Regions from separate parts of the Mus musculus genome. Here region 1 is linked to region 2. The links are chromatin contacts, found by Hi-C or POLR2A ChIA-PET in ENCODE. All regions are on one chromosome and are shown on one strand. The core of a region is the stretch at or near the end of the contact, and the rest is flanking DNA. Distances in the headings are between cores, read along the strand shown. Region 1 overlaps 4930521O17Rik (RIKEN cDNA 4930521O17 gene). Region 2 holds the start of Zfp365 (zinc finger protein 365).

Region 1 (4,746 bases), core at 794-3,293, 50 kb after region 2:
GTGTGTGTACCTGAGTGTATCTCTACATAGCACATGTGTGTGGTATCTGTGGAAACCAGGCAAGAGGATGCTGGATCCCTTGGACTGGAGTTATAAGTGGTTGTGAGCAGCTATCTGGGTGATGGGAACTGAATCTCGGTTCTCTGAAAGGGCAGCCAGTGCTCTTAACCATGGAGCAATCTCTTCAGCCTGCTCTGAGATCTCAATTCCACTATTTTTGTTCTATCTTGTTTGAGATTAGGTCTCATGTACTCCCGGCTGGTTTCAAAATCACTAAATAGCTAAGGACAACCTTAGTGATTGGCCCTCCAGTTTCCATCTCCAGAGGGCTCAGATTACAAACATGCAGTACCACACTAGCTCTGAATTCCAGTTTTTAATGAAGAGCATACTGAGAGGGTGAGGAAGACCCTCGGAGAGATGGCTTGCTTCCAGCGAGTTTGTACAATGGCCAAGAGCAATATCTAAAGCATGAATAAGTAAGGCTACCAAGCTGAAATGACTGGGAGAAATATGACTTTTCAGTAAAGTAAGTGAAAGAGGAATTGGCCCCAATTAAATTAAATTAAATGATAATCTAATTAAATTAAGTGGTAATCTGTACATTAAGAAAGTTACTGCATGGTAGAATAATTCAAAAAACAAATTGTATCCTCCAGGTCAATGACACTGCTTATCTTTGTTCTGCAGTTATTTTTTTGCTTTTCTTCTCCCAATTTTAGCATTTGCTAAATGAAGTGGTAAATTTTACAAAAGCATAAATGTGTCTTTTTTTCCTCCTATAGCAACCAGGGGAGAGGTTTAATCCGTCCTCACAGGCCCAGCATCCTTCACTACAGTGAAGGTTCAAAGGTCCAACTCCTGTTCAAATGTATCCCCCGCTGTAAAATACTAGATAACAAAACTTTCTCTTGTCCTCTGCTGAGGAAAAACATCAAAGAATTAGATTCTTAATCTCCCAGATTCTAGCTTAAATTCATGAGAGATTTGTGTGCCTGATAATGACTCAAACAAAACAAAATGAACAAACAAACAAACAGCCAAGGGCCAAAATGATTAAGAAATTAAAGATAGCAATGTCCTCTACTTTATGCTTTCAGTGAAACATTTTGAAAATTAGTTTCCTCTAACCAACAGTGCAGTAATGAAGGGATGTTTGTACTATGAAGTCAAAGTATGATTAATTTTAGAATACATCCATATTAAAAATGTCTTAGAACTAATAAAATTACCCCCAGAACTATCGGGTTAGTGTGCAGTAATTAAAGAGAAAATGAACATGTAAAATCTACAGGATAAAATCGTGATATATAACAGCCATAAGAATTAACAACTTGCAAGAGAATAGCTAATTTCTTTAAAGAGTTTCAGTTTATTAGAAAATGGGAGCACGAAACAACTTGGTTCATTTCCTATTGACCCATTTTAGGAAAAAGCAAATTGGTTATTAGAAAGTTAAAAGAGAAGCAGGAGAAATAATCTATCTTAATTGATCATTAATTAATGCCTACCAGTTTTTCTAACTAGATATTTGCAATAAATTATTAATATTGAAATGGCTCCAACAGTTTTACCAAGTGTTTGACATAAGTTATCTTAATGGTACATGAAAGCCTTCTTGTTACCCGTCTAAAATGAATAACTTTATCCTTACAAGCATAAATATCATGACCATAACAACAGATTCAGACACGTTTCCTCATTTTTTAAAAACAAATTACTCTGGTATCAGACATTGCTCATAGTACAATGAAACCTTTTCGTATTAATCTTGTTAGCGTAAAGGCTGCAGTGTAGCCCCAGGAAGAAATAAAGGGTCTCAGAAACATTTAGTTCAAGATGTAGGATTTCACCAAGTTTATAGGAGAATGGGGTTGTGAGGTAGGGGTTGAAAGGCTTTTTATTATACTTTACATCTGAAAAATTAAAGTCTTGTAATCGAGCACATGAAAGGCTGTCTAGTTATTCTTCCAACAATGCCCCTTTCTATTCAAAGCTGAAGATGAATTCAACCGCGCTGAGTCTGCCTGGGCTTTGAAGAAACAGATGCGACTATTGTTCAAGATCTGCCTTGAAAGTGAAAGCTTTGCTCGGCTCCCGAAAATTGTTGCCACTGTCAGGAAGGGGAAAAAAAAATATTGTGTCAGCGGACGAGTGAATACATTCATTCTATGATAGGAGATGCTGAACCATACCATAGTCACAGACAGCATCTCCTATGCGTATCCTGACCTGCGATATCCAGCTGATCAAAGAATGCCATCTAAACTCACAGGTATGCAAGACAGAAGTCAAGCAATATAGCAGATGCTACACAAGCAACATCCTTCCCTTCTCTCTCGTTTCTTCTTATTTAACTCTCTGTGACCTCCAACAACAGCTGGAAAGAGATACCACAGTAAAGCTCACCCCCACCCCACCCCACCCCCATTACCCATATACCTGAGAGGACAGAAGGCAATGGTCTTAGGGAGGTGAAGCACACCGGGGAAGCCACTACCTAACAATCCATGCCCACTAGTTGATCTGCCATCCAAAGGGTCACATCCAGAACACATCCTGAGATGTTCCCTTGAGATATAGTGATGCCATTTGAAGATACCACATCACTACTTCCAATAGATAACAAAGCTACCAATTTATCATATTTATAAAGATCATTAGGATAAAATAATGTGTCCCAGGAGCATACAAATACACATACACACACACTAAATGTGGAAAAAAAATCCTTTCAAAAATTTACCTTGAACCAAGAATCCTGTTAAACAAAGGCCAACCAAGCTCACTTCAACAAAGATACTGGACTTTGGGGAAGAAAATCTTTTATCAAAGAGATCTCTTGATCTTTTTCTTATAATGTTTATTTAGCATTTGGGGGGTATGGCACATTTGTAGACGCATGTTTGTCTCGGCACTTTCAAATGTGTATCAGGGTTATGATTATCATGGAAGGTCACCATTAGGAAGTGTCCCGCAGAGCTTGCTGGTGGTGAGGGAGCTCTGGCAATTTCCACAACAGCAAATGAGACTCTAATACTGAGATATTGTTGGCACATGAAGCAATAAAAGGCCATATCTGATGACCATGTTCTCCAGCTTGCAGAAACATCCATTCCAAAGGTCAGAATCAGGACTACAGGTGACGAAAAGTCCCATGCTGATATTAGATGCTCTTTCGCTTTTGGGATACTTATTTCGACTGGAAATTTTCTTTTGGTGAATGTTATAAGAAACAAGTGGTCACCTTCCTGTATGTAGAGAGAGCTTGAAGAAATGAAATTGCCATGTATGAGATGGAGTAAATTGGTAGGAAGGAATTAGAAAAGTGAGCTGCTGAGAGACAAGTTTTCATTTAGCGGTATAACATCGCTTCAACTGCTAACGGAGCCATAACTGCAGAGTGAAGCTTACTCACAGCTCAGTCAGTAGCTCCAAGAGGAGATAAAGCTATGTTTTTCCTACTCTCAGTTGTGTGTTCTGAGCCCCCAACCCTATTCCCTCCCGTGGTGGATGAGCGAGCGAATCCAGCTTTCTGGGTATCGAAGTGGCAAGAACCATTTTGCAATTCAAAAGATTCGGATCCCTTTGAGGCAGTGATTTTGAAAGTGTGGCTCTCTTTTTAAGTCCATTGACCATCGCGACAATAGGCATTAGGCATGACTAGCTGCTGAGTGCATCTGTCACACTGACCCACTAAGAAGGGGAAATTTGTGCTGGTGGAAGGGATTTTGCAACCTGGAAAATTCTTTTTATCTTTCTGTTTAAAACAATACTAATTATTCTATCACGGTGTTTAATATGTAATATTAAACTGTACTGCTATATAAAAAAAGTACAACTTTAAGAAATTTAAAAATAAATACAGACTCTAAGTTTGAGAGAAAATTACTTAATAGTCATTTGAACACAACTGGCCAGTGAAGTTTATATAGAGCTCAAACCATATTTTGAATCTTTTACACTTCTGAATGCGAACTAGGAAGGACGGAGATGGGTGATCTATTCCACGTGTTTAATAACAGGGGGTGCACTGGGTCTGGTGTGTAATTACTCATCACCCACTGTTAGCCTTACTGTGGTACCTATCAACACAGCAAGTACTTCCTACCATTACTATGGGGCCCTGCCGGACCTGTTTGGACATTCATACCACAGCAAATGCAAAGCCCAAACCAACAGTGTCACAAGGCCCAGTGTTCCCTCTCGCTGACAGCTGAAGTAATGGGTTTATGTTCTTTGTCACCAACGCAGAGCCTGCTAACCAGCCTCCCCCATTCTTAAACAAGGTGGTGGCACATTCTCCCAATTTTATATTTACCAGAAAGTACCAGGAAAGGCACCTTTCAGCTTTGCTCTTCTGCTTTGCTCTTTCCAATGAGAAGGTCCCACTGATAGACTGGCTTAAAAAGGCACATGGAGCTGGAAAACAAAGTGCTGTACCAAGATTGTAGCAACTGTGGTCAGAAGCCAGCTCAGTGTTCACTTTGCAGTCGCAATAAAAGCTAATCCTTTTCAACCTTAAAACAAACTTATTTTTCTAAAATCGCCTTCGGTTTTTTTTTTATTTTAATCGGTCAAACGGTTGACTTGTAATAGAAATTCAAAAGCTTTAGGCATCTTCGGAAGAGAGGGGACAGGTGGTCATTGAGATGTTTTGGATGGTAACAGCTCCACTTCATGTGGAGGTTTTCAAGCTTTTCATTCTGCAGTTATCTCACTTAGATCTCCAGTTTGTGTAGCTTC
Region 2 (4,650 bases), core at 763-3,262:
AGTGGTATAGCTGGGTCATATGATATTTCTATTTTCAGTCTCCTGAAAAACCTCCAGGCTAATTTCCATAGTGACTACATCAGCTCAGCCTTCTTGGGTTAAAGCAACTATTTCATATATAATATTTAATGTTGATTTTTATGTGGAAATTGAAACCTAAACCCCTTTGTCAAAGGCAGCTACATCTACTCTCTTCTGTATCATCTGATGCTTCTACTGTATGGTATTTCTGCAGGGTGGGATACAGATGCTAGGGCCTGAATTTCTAATCCAGCAACAGCCTAGCTTAGCAAAGGTGGCTAACGCTCATATGCAGATGAAAAGCTAGAGAGAGGAGGTGAAATAATAAAGCCCCGGAGAGGAAGGAGAGTGGTCCAGAGACAGAACTCAAGTTTATTGCCCTCCTGAATTTGGCATGCTACATAGACACGGGTCGCACATAAATTGTGAGTCCATTGGCAGTCTCTTTTCAAGTCTGTGAAGGATGGATCAAACTAAGCACAGTGGCTTTAAACACATCAAGAGCTGAATATTCTTCAACCAAATGTTTTTTTAGATTTTTTTTTTAATAAATAGCATTCCTTATTTACTCTGTGAGTGACTCTGTCTGTGTGTGTGTAGGCTGGGGAAAACTTGTGTGAATGGGTTCTCTCCTTCCATCATGTGTGTCCTGGGGATTGAACTTGATTCATCAGGTTTAGTGACACGCGTCTGCTTGTCATCTTGGTTTGTTCATGCCGTTAATATTTTTAGTTACTGGTATGATGACATACATCAAAGCGTTAACATAACAATAACGATCTTTTGAAATTTGGAAACCCGAAGTGTCCGGTATTATTTGATATAAACAGGGCCGTGGCCAAGATCCTAAGCTAATAGAATGTTCTGGGTGGATGCGCCTTGCCTCTGATGCTGTTTTTAGCGCGACAACTTCTAGAGTGTTGGAACCAGGTGGGCGTCAGCATAACTCCTCCATAAACAGGAAGTTCTTGTTGCCTCTGCATCTTTATCCCCTTTGCCCTAGCAACAGATGACTCTTACAACCCAATTTTGCAAGGGTCGTGGTACTTATTTCCTCCAAGAATGGCAACAAGGAGCACTGGGTCCCACAGGGAAGGAGCCCGGATCTTAGGGTGCATCTTAGAGTGAAGTGTCTGTGTTACACCCTTATCTGCCTCCAGATGCTGAGATAGAAATGGTGCCTGATCCGCCAGGCAGGCACATTTTCCAGGTTACTAAAGTCTCTGGACCCCAGCAAAGGAGAACCTTCCTGTGCTGCGCTGGGTTGGTCAATAGGATGCAAACCCTGGCCCAGCCTAGGGCTGAAGATGCTTGCAATGGAGTGCAGGGATAAGAAGAGAGGATTCTATAGCAGCAGTGGGGGGGGGGATGTTTGGATGGGGGAGACGAGATATACCACCCACCCCCAGCAAAAGGCTTTCATCCGCCCAGCGGAAACCTAGGGCACAGGTTAGCAAAAAGGGTTTCGATTTCCTGTGCAGAGCTGGGCAGGCTGGGCAGCACCTGCGTGGGGGTCCCGGCTTTCCTAGCCCCCGCTCCCGCTGGTGACTGCGTGGATTCGTGCTCACGCGAGTTCGTGCAAGTGGCTGTGGGGAAGCCAACGGTCCCGACTCCCCAGGATGCTGCGCATCCGGGACCACCTCCCCGCGTGTCGGCGGAGCAGGGGGCGCGGGCGCACGGCTCCAGCCGAGCCCACTTACCGGACTTGTTGCTGCCGCTGCAGCCGCCGGTGCTGATGCTGCGGGAGCCGTGCGAGCGGTTTTCAGCAGAGCCGTAAATCAGGCTGAGCCGGGTCGGCTCCCACGCGGGACGAGCGGCGACCGGGGCGGAGCGTGGCGCGGGCGGGACACGGGGGCGGCGCCCGGGGACGCGAGGCTGGTGCTCCGGCCCCGGGCAGCCACCCCTGGGTCCACCCCATCGGGGCCCCTCTAGCGGGAGATCCTGGGCCTTTCCCTTCACTCCAGCTCAGGATTCCGCTGACATCACGGGGAGGGATGCAGGATGGTCCCTGGGGAGGGAGGCGGGGACACGTGCCAGTCTTGCCCAGCCTAGTCTTGCTACAGGCCCAGGCAAGTGCTCCCAGTTGCAGGGGCGGCGAAAGTGGGCGTGAAGATGGAGCCTAGCTGGCTAGCCCCTGGAAAGAGCTGCCAGCAGGAAGGCTCTGATATTTATTTATATTAGAACTTCATCCAGGCAACCTGGCGGGGGGGGGGGGGGGGCACAGGACCAGCTTACTCCAGCCGTGGAAGGTAGTAGTGTCCTGGGACTAAGTTAAACAAAACTAAAGATAATAAAAGTGTAGAAGTTAAGAAACATAAATGCCAAACCCTGAGGCCTCCTCACTGAGAGGATGCCCCCAACACTAGTCTCTCAGTGGAGGAAAGATTTAGCTTCTGAGAAATCTCATTTCCTAATTGAAATTTCGGGATGTGTGTGTGTGTGTGTGTGTGTGTGTGTGTGTGTGTGTGTGTGTGTGTGTGTGTGTGTGTGTGTGTGTGTGTTATTTTGTTAAACCTGCTTTTAAGGGGCTGGAGAGATGGCTTAGCAGTTCAGAGCACATACTGCTCTTGCAAAGGACCTACACTGCTCGAATCAGCTGCTGGGCTGTCGTCAACGTTCTTTCACTGATATTCATACTAAGACTTTGATGACAGGTGCACGCCTGTAAAATTCAGGAAAGCAGTACCAGAGAGTGACTCCTACAAAACGGGGGTTGGCAGCTGCGCAGAGGCTTGCTCTCTCAGAAAATGTTATGCTTCTTGCGGTCACTATCTTAGGTCACTCTCTAAATTGAGCACGTTTATTCCAACTGTTTATTAAGCTGAAAAAAAAAGTTTGGTCTGAGTGTGCATTGCACACAACCAAGAGTCAGGGTGCACCCATCATCTTGAACAGCAGGAAGCTAATTCTGACTACCTTTGGGGCAGGATGCTAAGTATGACCTGGGAGAGTCAAGGGACCCAACGTCTAGAACTCAGCCCTCTCCCAACACTGAGGCAACTTGTTTGCCTTGCTTGGTCCCGAAATGTCTCCACTTCAGGTGAAGCGCGAAGACTTCCTAGGGCCATTTTTTTCTAACAATGGCATAAATATTATCACATTCTTCATTAAACCATATTTTACATTTATCAATACAATTTCCATATTAAATTGCATCGTGACAGAATGATTCGATAAAGAATGATTTTAGATGAAAGTAAAGGAGGGAAATCTTTTCAGGTGCAAAAGAAAAAGAATAACTCTTCCTTAAGAATACCTTTTTAAAGCTCACCTCTAAGTAGGCCAGTGTGACAGATGTCAGTGAAAAGCCATGGCTACTTCACAATGAGCTGAGGGTCGGTGACTTTAAAACAAAGCCAACACCTACAACCAGAGCCACAAGGGAGTAAGGCATGTTGGGTTTTCCTGGATGCATATGTAGTTCTGGCTACTTCAATACACAAAATGTTGTATTAACATATCCACAATCAAAGAAAAAACAATGACAGAGTTGAAACAAACAAAACAACAACAAAAACCACTTTATATCCTCTCTCATGACTTGTGCCCTTCTGACTGTATTCCATCCTAACCACCCAGTATTACTCTCCTTTGGGTCCCCTTTTTGGAATACTGAACCCACTGTGAACAATGTCTTGGGGGACTATGGGAGGGACTCCAGGAGAAAAGGCAGATCGTCATTTACCTCAAGGGCATCTTGTTCCCTGGATTGTTCTGGGACGTGATTCCATGCCCACTGTGACAAACATTTACATTCAGTTTATACGACAAGCTTATTCTTGTTGGATGTCAGAACATAGCTATAGAACCCAATCTGGTCAGTGTACTCTGATTCTGGATACGGCCTTCTGCCTTGCTTTCGTGTGTTCCCAGATGTAGCCTTTAGTATAGGCCAGGTAATTGTGTTTAAACAGGCCCAGCCTGAGAAAGGGCTGTTAATCTTCAGTGTGTGCTTACTGGTATTTATTTACACGTTTTTCTGATCACGTTTTCTGAACTATAACAACCTTCCTCAGATCATTCCTTTCTTTGTTACATTGTGTATAAAAAGACACAGAAACTGAAGTAAGGATGTCTTCAGCATCAAACTCTAGTCCGCCCTGTTCTTTCAGAGCCTCAGATTCCAGGTCCAGCAGGGAAGATCTGCACGGGTCAACTGTAGAGTCAAAATGCTTCCTACAATTTAGACTATCTTCACACTTACACTTGCCCCCATATATTATAGACTGGGACCTGCTTATGAGGAAGAAGAACTGGTTTATTTCTGAGTTTGGGTAGCTTCGCTGAATACACTTTCCAGGTCTAGGCATTTGCTTGCCATTGCCATGATTTGTTTTCTTTACCACTGAACAATATCCGGTTGTGTGTATGTATTAACTCCTCTGTATGCTTCGACAGTTAATAGACATCCAGATGGGTTCCATTCCCCCACTGCCCTGAATAGAGCAGCAATAAACATGGATGTGCTAGTGTCTTTCAGATGAGATGTAGAGTTCTGGGAGCCCTAGAGCTGGACCGTTGGTTGTTCTATTTGGCTGTGCTAGTCTGAGCTTGGACCAGCAGTGAATAAAGTTTCCTCTTTCTCTACACCCTATCCTACATCTGTCCGATGTCTTGATGGCAGCCATT

The links. Hi-C counts contacts between places; a loop is a spot of excess contacts on that map. ChIA-PET counts read pairs that join two places held with the same protein, here RNA polymerase II (POLR2A).
Region 1: a loop to region 2 is called in a map of heart, with 2.0 times the contacts of the local background. The contact joins the enhancer-like site here to the promoter of Zfp365 in region 2. A Hi-C loop is called at or near these places in 1 of 37 maps with a recorded cell type or tissue (heart). POLR2A ChIA-PET finds 5 or more read pairs at or near these places in 1 of 5 experiments (embryonic stem cell).

The regions. Positions count from the first base shown.
Region 1 is chr10:67,960,644-67,965,389 of GRCm38, forward strand. 4930521O17Rik (RIKEN cDNA 4930521O17 gene) reads right to left here. Exons shown (of 3, transcript NR_152797.1): 3 at 1,835-2,113. Among named protein-coding and RNA genes, the nearest start is that of 4930521O17Rik, 11 kb to the right of the region's middle. Within about 2 kb of position 2,044, at least 1 of the 3 ENCODE cell types and tissues checked has a DNase peak (open chromatin) inside an H3K27ac peak, as active enhancers do.
Region 2 is chr10:67,910,650-67,915,299 of GRCm38, forward strand. Zfp365 (zinc finger protein 365) reads right to left here and starts at 2,013. Exons shown (of 5, transcript NM_178679.2): 1 at 1,722-2,013.